Linked DNA regions of Homo sapiens: region 1 is linked to region 2. A link is an interaction called in ENCODE POLR2A ChIA-PET data of the cell type or tissue named here. Cell type or tissue: A673. All regions are shown on one strand. Each heading gives the region's core, and the rest is flanking DNA. Links, peaks and the distances in the headings are about the cores only.

What was found. ChIA-PET counts read pairs that join two places held together with the same protein. Peaks named below come from ENCODE experiments on the same cell type or tissue, not always from the same donor. Only the 100,000 strongest peaks of a DNase experiment are listed, where the experiment ranks them.
Region 1: POLR2A ChIA-PET joins it to region 2 with 10 read pairs; 2 of 35 experiments call an interaction of 5 or more read pairs at or near these places.

What each region holds. Positions count from the first base shown.
Region 1 is chr6:39,359,014-39,366,808 of GRCh38, reverse strand. KIF6 (kinesin family member 6) reads left to right here. Exons shown (of 23, transcript NM_145027.6): 17 at 4,291-4,375; 18 at 6,279-6,414. LOC107986594 (a long non-coding RNA gene) reads right to left here. Exons shown (of 4, transcript XR_001744111.2): 3 at 895-1,075. Among named protein-coding and RNA genes, the nearest start is that of KCNK16, 40 kb to the right of the region's middle. In A673, for the core only: CTCF peaks have their summits at 4,159, 4,425 and 4,643 (motif pointing left); DNase peaks (open chromatin) are centred at 4,078 and 4,608; H3K27ac peaks cover 1,028 bases.
Region 2 is chr6:39,917,367-39,923,117 of GRCh38, reverse strand. The region is part of intron 3 of MOCS1 (molybdenum cofactor synthesis 1); the gene reads left to right. Among named protein-coding and RNA genes, the nearest start is that of MOCS1, 14 kb to the left of the region's middle. In A673, for the core only: no CTCF peak of the experiment used is centred there; no DNase peak of the experiment used is centred there.

The DNA.
Region 1 (7,795 bases), core at 2,817-5,316, 560 kb after region 2:
CCATGGCTCCCAAGATCCTCCAGGGTCTGGCCTCAGTTTCTTCACTGACTTCAGCTCCCACCACGATTTCCCTTCCCAACCGCTCCTGGCCTTCTCATTGTTGTTAGATGCAGCAAGCAGGCTCACACCTCAGGCCTTTTGCACTTACTGTTGCACATTCTGTGCCCCGATTTCTGCATGCCTGTTCCCTTCCTCCATTCAGGTCACTGCTCAAATGTCCCCCCACTTAGAGGCCCTCACCCACCCTACCTAGCATGGCAGTCTTCCACCCTGTCATCCTGTCTTTTTACCCAGCTTTGTCTTTCCTCATAGCACCTTCCGATCCCCAGCATGATGTTGCAGACTCAATTGTTTGTGGTTTTAGTGTCTGTCTTCCCCACTGGAATCCCCCTAGAACAGGGGCAGGCACATAGTCAATGCTCGATAAACATTTGTTAAATAAGCGGATGAGTGACTAGACTTGGATCCAAAGCCTGGCGCTGCTATTTGGTAGCTTTGTGGCATCGCACAAGCCACCCAGTCACCCTAAGCCTTGGTCTTCCTGATTGTGAAGCAGAGGTGATCATGTCTGCCAGCTGAGGTGGTGAGAATGAAAGTGGTGTTGCGCAGGGAATGGGCTCAAGCGACTCCCCAGATGGCGTTGATGTTATCATTCTGTGCTTGTGTCAGCTGCATTCAGAATGTGCTCCTTGCCTAAGGCTCCCGAGCACCCCACACACTTCCAGGGCACCTGAGACTCTGTGACCTGCCAGGGAACCTGCAAGATGCCCAAGGAAAAGACAACCAGTCATGGGCTGAGGCAAGAGCCTGCCTCCTACAGAGGGGCTCTGCGTTCACATGGGGTGACCGCAGCCTTTAAATGGAAAAGCAGGCCGCCCTGGCCGTCCCCCCTACCTTCTGCTGTCTGTTCACCAAGGCCTGGAGACTGCCTCTTCTGGCCGGGTGAGATGGCCCTGTGTGAGTCCAGCAGCCCTTCCTCCGCCCGCCTCCAGCAGTCTCTCACGTACTGGGCTTGCAGCAGGACGTCTAGCCAGTCACCGCAGAGTGGGGCTTCACTGAATTTCTTGGGGGTGTCCTTGGGGTGGGGACAAAAGTGTTAAAAGGAGGAAGGAAATTCACAGTGTTACTTTTTTAGCAGGCTGGAAGATACCTGGGCCCATTTCTGAAACTTTTTAAAAAGGAATTGTTTGTCCATTGAAAGTCCTACCATTGTCGGTTTCATATTAAGATACTTCCTTCAGTTTATCATGTCTGATGACTTTCAAAGAAGGCAAGGCCAGCAAACATGCGAGGCACTGAGTCACCCTCATGGAGTGACTCATGGAGTCTGAACACAGCACTGGGGGAAGACACTAAGAGCAGGAGGACCCCAATCTCTGCCCTTGAGGGCTTCCTGTGCCTGAGACTTGGGGGGCTGTGGGTGATGTGGACAGGCGGGCTGCCTCATCTGAGCCAATAAATTGCACCAACACAGATGACAGTGTGGACTTCAGGTGGGATGTTGATGGTATCTGCATGTCCTGTGTTTAGATAATGAAATAAGACACTTGCTCTGCCTGTCGATTTAAAGTTGGCAATTGACATAAGGAAAAGGGGGGTCAATGGCACCTGGAAGATGACAGACAGAATCGTGATCCAGTTAGCATAGTTATCAGTAAGCTAATGACACAAAAGACACAGGTAACAAATGGGTAAGGGAGTCAAAGGGGAAGAATAATGGCGTGACAGAATAAGGACCTCTCAGCAGACTAGGCTGCCAATAAATGTGAAGTGTTGCCTTTGGGATCAAAAGGACAATCACACTGAAACAGGACGCATTTTAACAATCACTTATTTTTAAAAAATGCAAGTTTTAAAACTGACCACAAGCTTAATAGGGGCCAACCACGACAGAGCTGCTAAAAATCATAAGCAGTGTTGGGGAGGCTGTCTGGTAGAAACATTTAGCTCCTTGGAATCAGAAAAAAACAAATGGGTTCACATCCCAGCTCTGCTATTTAGTAGCTATGTAACCTTGAGTTATCCATGGCCCTCTCTGAGACCAAGAATCTAGCTGAAAGAAGATGGCAATGCCATCCTTGAAGGGTTATTTTGAGAATTAGCAATAGGGTACATGGAGGACCTAGCCCAGTGCCTAGTAGAATTTGGCAGAACTTAGAACATAGAAAGTCCCCAGTAAATGGTCATTGTTAGTAATTCACCTACTACAAAAATATAGAGCTTAAATTTTTAAAAGGTAAGAGGAGCCCTACTCTACTCTATACCTTTCAGACCCATGGAAGTATTATGTCAAGACCTAGCCTTCACACTTAAGATAAATGGGAAAGTAACCAGGTCACTGAGACTTCAGGTGAGGGATTGAGCAGGAGTCAGTCTAAGAAAAAAAAGGGGGCTGGGCGCGGTGGCTCACACCTGTAATCCCAACACTTTAGGAGGCCGAGGTGGGTGGATCATGAGGTCAAGAGATCGAGACCATCCTGGCCAACATGGTGAAACCCCATCTCTACTAAAAATACAAAAATTAGCTGGGCGTGGTGGTGTGCACCATACCACTACCACACCACCCTGGGATGGACTACATCCCAGCTACTCAGGAGGCTGAGGCAGGAGAATCGCTTGAACCTGGGAGGCAGAGGTTGCAGTCAGTGGAGATCGCGCTGCTGCACTCTAGCCTGGTGACAGTGCGAGACTCCATCTCAAAAAAAAAAAAAAGTTCCAGACACATGTGATATTTTGATGTTGTTGTTCAGATATTTAAGGGACCATCAGATTAAGAAGAAAGATATGCTACACTGCTCCAAAGAGCCAAAGTAGAGGTGAAAAGAAGTTAGCGGGAAATGTCTTGGCTCAAAAGTAGGAGGAAACAGAGCTGTCCGCCATGAAATGCACTACCCTGCAAAGTAGTGAGCTCCTCATCCCTGCAAGTATTTGAGCAGAAAGCAGATGACCCTCTGTCAGAAATGTTATACGAGGGATTTTTGAATCCAAGTTTCCTGAAGTTAGCCACATAACTTGGGCAGTTTACCCTCTTTGAACCTCAATATCCTTATCTGTAAAATGGGCATAATAACACTTACCACAAATAAATGCTATAAGGATTCAGTCTGAGCATGTCTGGAAGCACATGGACTGTAGCAGAGTCTTCCCTACATAGAGTAAAAAGCAGGGCTGTACGACTTCTAGGATGTTGTCTGTGGAGCTCAGAAAAGCAGGGCAACCACGAAGAGACTCCTAGAAGAATAAAAAGTCCCCACACTCTGGGCTAGGAGACAGCCAGCTTCAGATGAGCACACTAGCCAGAGCAGGCAACCAGGCACCAGTGGCAGTCATGTGGGGGAAGACAGAGGTCGGCATCAGCAGGGACGCAGACACACGCAGCAGCTGATCCCTGCTGACGTGCTCAGCCCTCCCCTGGGCCTCATGATGGTCCCATCGCCAAGGCTTGGGCTCATCCCTGGTTGTGAATTAACATGGCCTGCGTTCATCAGGCTTGAGAACCACTGCTGCAGAGGGAGTGAAAAACAGGAGACACGATTCTGAGGCTGGAAATTAAGCACCTCCACTTGTGCAGAGAAAGATGTCAGATGGTTTAGAGAGGTTTCCTTTTTTTGTGAAGGGCTTTTGTTTTTGTTTATCTGTTTGTTTTTGTTTGTTTGTTTGAGATGGAGTTTCTCTCTTGTTGCCCAAGCTGGAGTGCAATGGCATGATCTCGGCTCACTGCAACCTCCGCCTCCCATGTTCAAGCAATTCTCCTGCCTCAGCCTCCCGAGTAGCTGGGATTATAGGCGCCCGCCACCACGCCCAGCTAATTTTTGTATTTTTAGTAGAGACGGGGTTTGACCATGTTGGCCAGGCCAGTCTCGAACTCCTAACCTCAGGTGATCCTCCTGCCTCGGCTTCCCAAAGTGCTGGGATTACAAGCGTGAGCCACTGTGCCTGGCCCTGAAGGGCTCTTTATCAGAGGATGGGGAAATGCTATTTTGCGTCTTCCCTGGAAACTCAACAGGAAATGAATGAGCTCAATAGTAAAAGGATTAGTAGACACAGAGGAAGATTCCCTTCCAGTGACAGATGTTGGCAGTGGGAGGGACAGCAGAGGGACAATAACCCTGGAAGCTGCTCCTCTCAGGGCTTTCAGCTGAGCAGAGGTTGCCACCAAGAGGCCCCAGAAGGAACTCACAGAGGCTCCTTTCTTCTTGGGGTGCCCTTGAACTCTGTCATCTGCCCAAATATCACACTCTTCCTTTTACCCTTCTTTCTCACCATCCCATTGGCACCTTCCTTCTACAGGAATCTCGGAAAACATGGCCGTGCCTCTGATGCCAGACCAGCAGGAGGAGAAGCTGCGATCACAACTGGAGGAAGAAAAGAGAAGGTGCCCTTCCTTTTAGCCACACACAGTCCGAGCCCAGCCTCCCAGGGTCTCAGTGTCGTCCTGGAGCTTCCCAGGGCTGCAGCTACTCAGGGATGTGGGTCCAGCAGCTGGATCCTAGAACAGCAGGAGGAGGAGGGGCTGCCTTTGAGCAGGCAGGTGTGAAAGGCAGGACCCCAGGCAGTGTGAGGTTAGAATGCAGAACAAGCCAAGCCAGGCCCGGGAAGCAGCTGGGCTTGTCCACTGCTGCCACCTACGGGAGCCAAGAAATATGACCACGGTGGTTTTCCGCGTGCCTATGGCTGAAGTCCACTTCCCTCCGAGTCCTGAGAACGTCATACTCTCACGCAGCCGCAGGCATTTGGGGTCTCCAAACGACTTCACTTACAGAGTGAGGAGCCTCAAGCATAAACAGGCATGTAGCCATTCCTGATATACAGCATGGTCACCGAATCTTGCTCCACATGCTGATCAAGCTGCATCCACTCATTCATTGATGCATTTAGCACATGTGTGCTATCTCCTCCATGCCATGGGTAGGCTCTGGAGAGACTACAGTCATCTTCCCTGCCTCAAGGAGCTGGTGGTGTCACTGCAGCACACTCCCTGCCCCACCCCAACCCCCAGCTGACCTGGCATGCACCACCGCCCCTGCCCCCCGACGCACACCCAGGAGATCAAAGCCCCAGGCGCTGGTCTTCAGGTCGCTCCTGGCAGATGTGCAGGTGTCTTCCTACAGAAGTCTACCTGAGCACACACGCTGCTGTCGCTCTCCACTCCCTTGGGGCCCTCGCCAGTCGTCCACCTTCTCCCTCGCTCTGTTCATTTTCCTTAGTTTCTTTCCAACACCCCCCGCTTTTTTTTTTTTTTTTTTTTTTGAGATGGAGCCTCACTTTGTTTCCCAGGCTGCAGTGCAGTGGTGTGATCTTGGCTCACTGCAAACTCCATCTCCCGGGTTCAAGCAGTTCTCGTGCCTCAGCCTCTTGAGTAGCTGGGATTACAGCCACGCACCACAACACCCAGCTAATTGTGTATTTTTAGTAGAAACACGGTTTCACCATGTAGGCTCAGGTTGGTCTCAAACTCCTGACCTCAGGTGATCCACCCGCCTCAGCCTCCCAAAGTGCTGGGATTACAGGTGTGAACCACCACACCCAGCCTCCAACCCATTCTTCTTGTGTCTCTACTCCATCTTCATCTTGTCCCCTTGGCCCACATTTCCAATCTCAGTGTCACCTTAGAGGCCAACTTATCTCTTCGGCCTGGCTATTGGACTGTTTCCTATTGGACAATTTCTGATTCATTATAGCATTCTCAAAACCAATATATGTATGCGTTCATAAGCACAGTGTTACTTTTGGTCCTCAGCATGAAGGTGAGCCAGCGGAATGGTGAGGCAGTTAAGACTGTGGTTCTAGAACCAGACCACCTGGGTTCAAATCCTGGCTCCTCAGTTATCTCTGTCCCATAGAGCAAGTTATATAACCTCTTCATACCTGTCTCAGGTTCCGAATCTGTAAAATGGAGGTGATAATCATAGTATCTCCTTCATAGGGTTGTGAGGAGAATTAAATGAGTTTATATATGTTGAGTGCCTGCAGCAATGCTTATCCCTTAGTAAGTGCTCAGCAAATGGCAGTTCTCATTCTTGGGGGAGAGGCTATTCATCTCACACACAGATTCCCATGGGCCTACTGGACCAAAATGTCTCCGTCTGCTTCTCTGTGATGGACTCAAACCCTGGTGCCATAGCCTGGCCTCCGAAGCTCCTATAGGGTCCCAGTCCCTGAGCACCAGGGCAGCTCTGACGGGATTCTGAGGCACGGGCCCCATTCATTTACAGCCCTGCATCCATGCCGTGCTTTCAAGACAGCAGTGCCCTGACTCTTCCCCGATTCCACCGCAGGTATAAAACAATGTTCACTCGCCTGAAAGCCCTGAAGGTGGAGATCGAGCACTTGCAGCTGCTCATGGACAAAGCCAAGGTGAAGCTACAGAAAGAGTTTGAAGTCTGGTGGGCAGAGGAGGCCACCAACCTGCAGGTATGGCCTGGGGAACATCAGGGAAGCTGGGGAGGGGCCAGTCATGCAGCCCCACTGGGGCTGTCAAGAGACACAGTGGGGGCTTTGACCCACAGGCCCCCATGGTCTCAGCCCCTGCTCATGAAGCAGGTGCTCACTGTAGTAACAAGGATGACAAAAGGGCAGGGGTTCATTGTTTCCTTGCTGTCATGCCTAAAATTCTGCCTGATTAATGGAAAAATTAGGGATAAAAGATGCAGCTCCCAAAAATCAGTGGGTTTGCCACCAATGCTTTGTGTGATATTCTCCACTGATTTCCTACTGACATTTATTGTTTTTCTTATCATAGTCATATATATGTGAATATGAATTATAGAAATTTTACTAGGCAGAAAAACACAAAGAAGAAAGTAAAAATCACCATAATTCCTCTACTTAAATGTAATTGATATTAACATGTTTGATTATATTCTTTTACCTTGATTTCTATGCATATATATCCATATGTTTTTGTACAAATAGAATCAGGCTGGGCACGGTGGCTCATGCCTGTAATCCCAGCACTTCAGAAGGCTGATCACCTGAGCCCAGGAGTTCAAGACCAGCCTGGTTAACATGGCAAGACCCTGTCTCTACCAAAATGAACATAAAAATAATTAGCCAGGCTAATTATGTGGTAGTATGTGCCTATAGTCTCAGCTACCTGGGAGTCTGAGATGGGCAGAGTGCTTGAGCCTGGGAGGTCGAGGCTGCAGTGAGCAGTGATAGACCCACTGCACTCCAGCCTGGGTGACTGAGCAAGGCCCTGTCTCAAAATAATAATAATAATAATAATAAATCACATAGCTGTTCAAGTATCGCAAATGGCTTTTAAAAATTAATTGTATAGCATGGCTACTTTTTCATGTTATTATCCTACAGCGTTGTTTTAATGGCTGTTACTGTTCCATCATGTAAATATGTTTTAATCTCCTATCGCTGAATATTTAGGTTGTTTCTAGTTTTTTACTCAAAACATATTTGCAGATAATTTTTTGCATATTTCCTAGACAAATTCTTAGAAGTTTTCTGTTTGATGAAGGCTAAAATGACCTTTCCATAAGTGTTAGCACAAAATCCCAGTTTCAGTTTTCCTCATGTAACACCTCAGTTGTGGCACAGCGGAAGTGCTAAAATACGCACAATCAGATCCCTTTTCTGGCTGGCAGAATGCTTACTGATTATCTGACAGGCTGATCCCTTCATTTTAAGGACAAGAAAACTGAGAGCCAGAGAAGATGATTTGCCAAGGACATAGCCAAGCAATAACCAGTGTGATAGCAAGTGGCCACGCGGCAGGACAATGGAGAAGAATATTTGGATAAAATTAAATACACGAGATAACAAAGAAAACTAGTTAGAA
Region 2 (5,751 bases), core at 748-3,247:
GGGTGAAACACCTCCCCTTGCCCCTCTCCCAGTGCTTCAAAAAGAATGGTGGCTGCACCCCCTCACTTCCTGTGGCGCTGTGCCTGTGAGCACTCTGACATCCCTCAGGGGCTAGCCTCTGATCTTCCCCAGAGGAGCTGCTTCAGAGCAAAGCAGCCTTGAAGGGCAGGGCAGATGGGTGCTGGTGGAGGAAGGAGGGATGGGGGAAGAGAGAGAACAGAAGTCAGGGCCAGGATGTTCACGAACACTTGTGCCTACCCTCTCACGTGAGGGTTTTGAGGGGCCCCCACCTGGAGGCAGAGCAAAAGGATTGCAGGTTACAGTTTCTGCCGAGCCTGAGGTCCCGTTCACCTCAGGTCCATGTCTGAAGCTCTGTCAGCCTTTGAGAGGTGCTGCAGAACACCCCACGGGAAGGGTTTGGGCCCCTCAGCTCTCTCTGGCTCCCTCTGCCAACCCCTTGCCTCTCCAGCACTTCTGCACCCTGCTTCGTGTGCAGACAAAGTCCCATGCCCCTTCTTTTCAGCTGAGATGGGTTTAAAGCATTATCTTGGTGCAAAAGTTATGGCGGGTTTGGCCATGAATAGCATTGTCCCATAGAGCATGGGTGTCCTATCTTTTGGCTTCCCTGGGCCACAGTGGAAGAACTGTCTGAGGCCACACATAAAATACACGAACACTAACGATAGCTGATGAGCTAAAAATTTACCAAAAAATCTAATGTTTTTAGAAAATTTACAAATTTGTGTTGGGCCACATTCAAAGCCATCCTAGGCCATGTGCAGCCCCTAGGGCACAGGTTGGACAAGCTTGCCATAGAGCTTCCCAAGATGATGGAATGTTCTGCATCTGTGTTGTCTGATACAGTAGCCACTCATAGCTCTTGAGGGCCTGACATGTGGCTAATGTAACCGAGAAACTGAATTTGTATTTTATGATTTTTTCGTTCATTTAAGTAGCCTCATGTGGCCAGCAGCTGCTGTGTTGGACAGTGAAAGTTAGGGTCTTCCAAAGGAAGGAAGAGGAACTAAGCGCACAAGTACTGTGAGAGTGTTGGAGGAGTTTGCAGGGCCCTTGTTTTCCATCCTAACTTCCCGAACGACTGGCCACTGCCAGATGAGCTGGACTTAGCTTAAGAATTGCTCACTGGGGAACAGCAGACACTGGGACCTACTTGAGGGTGGAGGGTGGGAAAAGGGAGAGGATCAGAAAAAATAACTATTGAGTACTAGGCTTAGTACCTGGATGACGAAGTAATCTGTACAACAAACCCCCATGACACAAGTTAACCCATGTAACAAACCTGCACATGTACCCCTGAACGTAAAAAAAAGTTGAAAAAAAATCACTCATTGCGGCAGCTTCTTCCTTTCCTTTTTCTTTCCTTCCTTCTTTCCTTCCATTCCTCGCTCCCTCCATTCCTTCCTGCCTTTCTTGTAGAGTATAGCTTGATTTCACAGCTTAAAGCCCATGAGAGGCTTAATGTAATGGAAAGCCAATGACAGATTGTGAAAAGAGGTAAAGCATTTTGTTTTATTTTTGGTGGGCTCCAGTTGCATAGAATTAGGTTAAATCATAGTTAAATCATACTTGGTTCATGAGATATTCTCATCATTGATCCATGTATGACTTGCTTTACTTTATTCATGTTAATAATGTTAGTGGTTCCTAAGGAAACCCACTATACCACCAATGTTTTGGCAAAAAGTTTTTTTTTTTTTTTAGACGTAGTCTTGCTCTGTCGCCCAGGCTGGAGTGCAGTGGTGCGATCTGAGCTGACTGCAACCACTGCCTCCCAGGTTCACGCCATTCTCCCACCTCAGCCTCCCAAGTAGCTGGGACTACAGGCACCCGCCACCATGCCTGGCTAATTTTTTATATTTTTAGTAGAGGCGGGGTTTCACTGTGTTAGCCAGGATGATCTCGATCTCCTGACCTCATGATCCACCCGCCTCGGCCTCCCAAAGTGCTAGGATTACAGGCATGAGCCACTGCGCCCAGCCATTTGGCAATAACTTTTAACTACCTATGGGGCCTTCCCTATACTGTACCCTGCCCCCACCCCACTGCCACCTAAGGTAAGTGTTCCTCAGTTTTCTATTTATCGTTTTCTTGCTGCCCTGTCCCCCCCCCTTTTTTTTTTGGGAGACCGGATCTAGCTCTGTTGCCCGGGCTGGAGTGCAGTGGCACGACAGCTCACTGCAGCCTCAACCTCCTGGGTTCAAGCGATCCTCCCACCTCAGCCTCTAGAGTAGTTGGGACTACAGGCGCACACCACCACACCCAGCTAATTTTTGTATTTTTTGTAGAGACAGTGTTTTGCCATGTTACCCAGGCTGGTCTTGCACTCCTGGGCTCAAGTGATCCTCCTGCCCTGGCCTCCCAAAGTGCTGGGATTACAGGCATGAGCCACCACACCTGGCCTATTCCCTTGCTTTTTAAAAAGTAGATATAGCGTTTTGAAGTTTGTAAGTGTCATGCTGTGTGTAGTCTTTCAGGGCTTATTGTTTTTGACTCAAGTAAAATGCATAATGTTATACAGAGTTGTAGTTCTTTTTTCCTCTGTGGTCTACTGTTACATTATGTGAATGTACCCTATTTTCTCCTTTTAGTGAGCATTTGAATTGGTTCTAGCTTTTTTGTTGTGGACGGTGCCACTTTAAACACTGTTTTCATTAACATATCTTGGTATACAGTTTCTCTAGCGGTGGAATTGCTGGATCATAAAATAGGTGAATGTTTAACTCTGGAAAACAATGTGGCATTACTTAATAACATGGTTGTGCCAAATACACTTTCACCCGCCCTATGTAAGAGATCCTGCCAAATGACCTCCCAACACTCAGTATTATTCTTGATATTTGCCAGTTGAACAAGTGTAAAATTATATTTCATTGTGGTCTTAATTTGTATTTTCATGTTTAAGAATGAAGTTGGCATCTCTTCACATGTTAATTAGCTATACATATATATAAAATATATTTTACTGTGTAATTCCTGGTCATGTCTTTTGCCTATTTTTCTATTTGGTTCTTTGTCCTTTCGTACTTATTTGGTACAGGTTCTTTATATATGTTGTGAATATCTCCTCCCCATCTGAAAAAACAAGTTACACCATGTGTAATGATTGTTTTTGATCAGTAGCAGTTCTTGAATTTATCAGCGTTTTTTTCTTTTATGGTTAGTGTTTTCATATCTTGTTAATGAAACACCTAACCCCAGATCAGATCACCTACCTTCGTTCTTCACAAAAAATTTTAAATTTGCATATAGGTCCTTAGTTCATCTGTAGATGATTTTTGGGAATTCAATGTAATTTTTTTCCATATGGATAGCCATTTTTTTATAGTTCTTTATATTGAACAATCCTTACTTCCTCCATAAATCTGCCATTCTGAACTTGATCTGTTTCAAGTTCTACTTTGTTCTGTTGGTCCATTTGTTAGTCTCTGTGCCAGTATCAACTGTCTTAATCACTGTAGCTTCATCAGTCAATTATCTGGTAGGGCAAGTTCTTTTTATTCTTTTTCAACAGTGTTTTACATATACTAAGGCTTGACCATGTAAATTTTGAAATCAGCTTATCAGGTTTTTTTTTTTTTTGTTGCTGTTTTTTGTTTGTTTTTTGTTTTTGAGACAGAGTCTTACTCTGTCACCCAGGCTGGAGTGCAATGACACGATCTCGGCTCACTGCCACCTTTGCCTCCCGGGTTCAAGCGATTCTCCTGCTTTGGCTTCCCAAGCAGCTGGGATTACAGGCATATGCCACCACCACACCTGGCTGATTTTTGTATTTTTGGTAGAAACAGGGTTTTACTACGTTGGGCAGGCTGGTCTTGAACTCCTGACCTCAAGTGATCCACCTGCCTTGGCCTCCCAAAGTTCTGGGATTACAGCCATCAGCCACCGTGCCTGGCCTCCAGTTGACTTTTAAGCTAGTTCTTTGGGCAGTTGCCGCTGATTTCTTCAGTAAGGGGATAATCAGTGATGGTGCTGAGGTCTCAGTGGGCAAGGGAAAGAATACAACGTAACCTGCTTCATTTTCCTTTATCTACTCGCATTCTTTGCCCATATTCATCCCCTAACTCATACCATTTCACAACAACTAGCCTTCTTAAGGACTTAGATTGTTAAGTTCTTACATGCCTAGATTGTGTTTCTCCGGGGTTGATTTGGTAGAAGTGAACAACCACTGCTAATTTTCCTTATTGGTAGAGTCAGAGTGAAACTCTTTCCTTTTTCAAACAGCTCTTATTTGTAAACTTTATTATTTTTTTTTTTTACAAAAGTAATTTATGTTTATTTCAGAAAAGCAGAAAGAATGTCATTACTGCCTGTTTGTAACCACTGTTGACATTTTGGTTTGATGACCCACCTGCCATTTTTCCTCTGCATCTTGTGTTTACTGCATCTCTTGTTACTGTTCTCTCTACGTAATATAGTGCGTGCATTTCCCTACACCCTAATGTATGATTTTATAGAGTCATTTTGGGTTGCATAATGTTCCGTCATCCAGAGAAAACATAATTTAACCAGTTTGCTATTGTTGGCTCTCTAGATTATTTCCCACTTTCCTTAATTATGCATTACTCCGTGATGAACATCCTTGTAGGTAAATGTTATTCACATCCGTGATTATTTCCTTAAATTCTTAGTGGAATTTCAGGTCAAAGGCTTTAAAAATTCATGTACAACTTCTCTCCAGAAAGATTATATGATTTTATTCTTACACCATGATTGTGTGCATTCCCATGCACCCCTACCTTAAACTGATGATGAATTTTGTAACATTCTGCCTTTTCTAATATTTGGCTTCACTTGAGCACTTTACTCTTGGTTTCCTCTCTCTTGCAGCGCTGAGCTGGGTCTTCATAGAGACATACGTTTACATAGCTTCTTGGAAACAACTGGTCTGGTGGCTGGAAGGGTGTAGTCAGTGGCACTGTCCATGTAGCAAAGGTCAGCTAAAATTCAGGGGGAGGGGTGTGTATGTGTGTCACCCACATTATCAAAGAAAACGTGTTTGTTATAGAAAGAAATTTTACCTATAAATAAATACAAAAATCACCTATGATCCTATTGATCACAGATAACTACTGTGTACATTTTCATAGCTTATCTTTTCTCTAGATCTTCTTGGATTTGAATGTGAGCAGGTGTGTTTCTTCAGACTCATTCTTTTCATTCTTTGATCTTTTGTATCCAGCTCTTCAAGAATGCCTTTGCTGAATTTTCCAGTTTGCTCATTCATTCCTGTGTTCATTCTGCTTCTCAAGTTTTTTCTTCTTGTAACTATATATTGTTTAATTTTCAAGAGCCCTAATTAGGGTTTTTTCTTGGTTTATTTTCAAGATTGAATATTTATCCCAATAAGGATATTCCCTCTGCTTTTTAAAAGAATTATCTTCTGTTATCACTGTTCCTTCTCCTCCTCCTTTCATTCTTCTATTTGGGGAAGTAGTTATCTTTCTTTCATGCTTCTTCCTTAAATGTTTGTTGATTCTTGGCGGTGTACTCATCTTAGTGCCTGAGGTCTCTGTTGGCCTGCCCGGCAATGTTGTTTGTGTTGTGTTTCTGTTTGGGTTGCTCCAAGGTTGTGGAGAAGGGGTGTGAGGTACTGCTGAGTGTCACCAGGACTCAGGCCTTGCCCCCGAAATGGTTTGGCTGTGTCCCCACCCAAATCTCTTCTTGAATTGTAGTTCCCATAATCCCCACGTGTCATGGGAGGGACCCAGTAGGAGGTAATTTAATAAT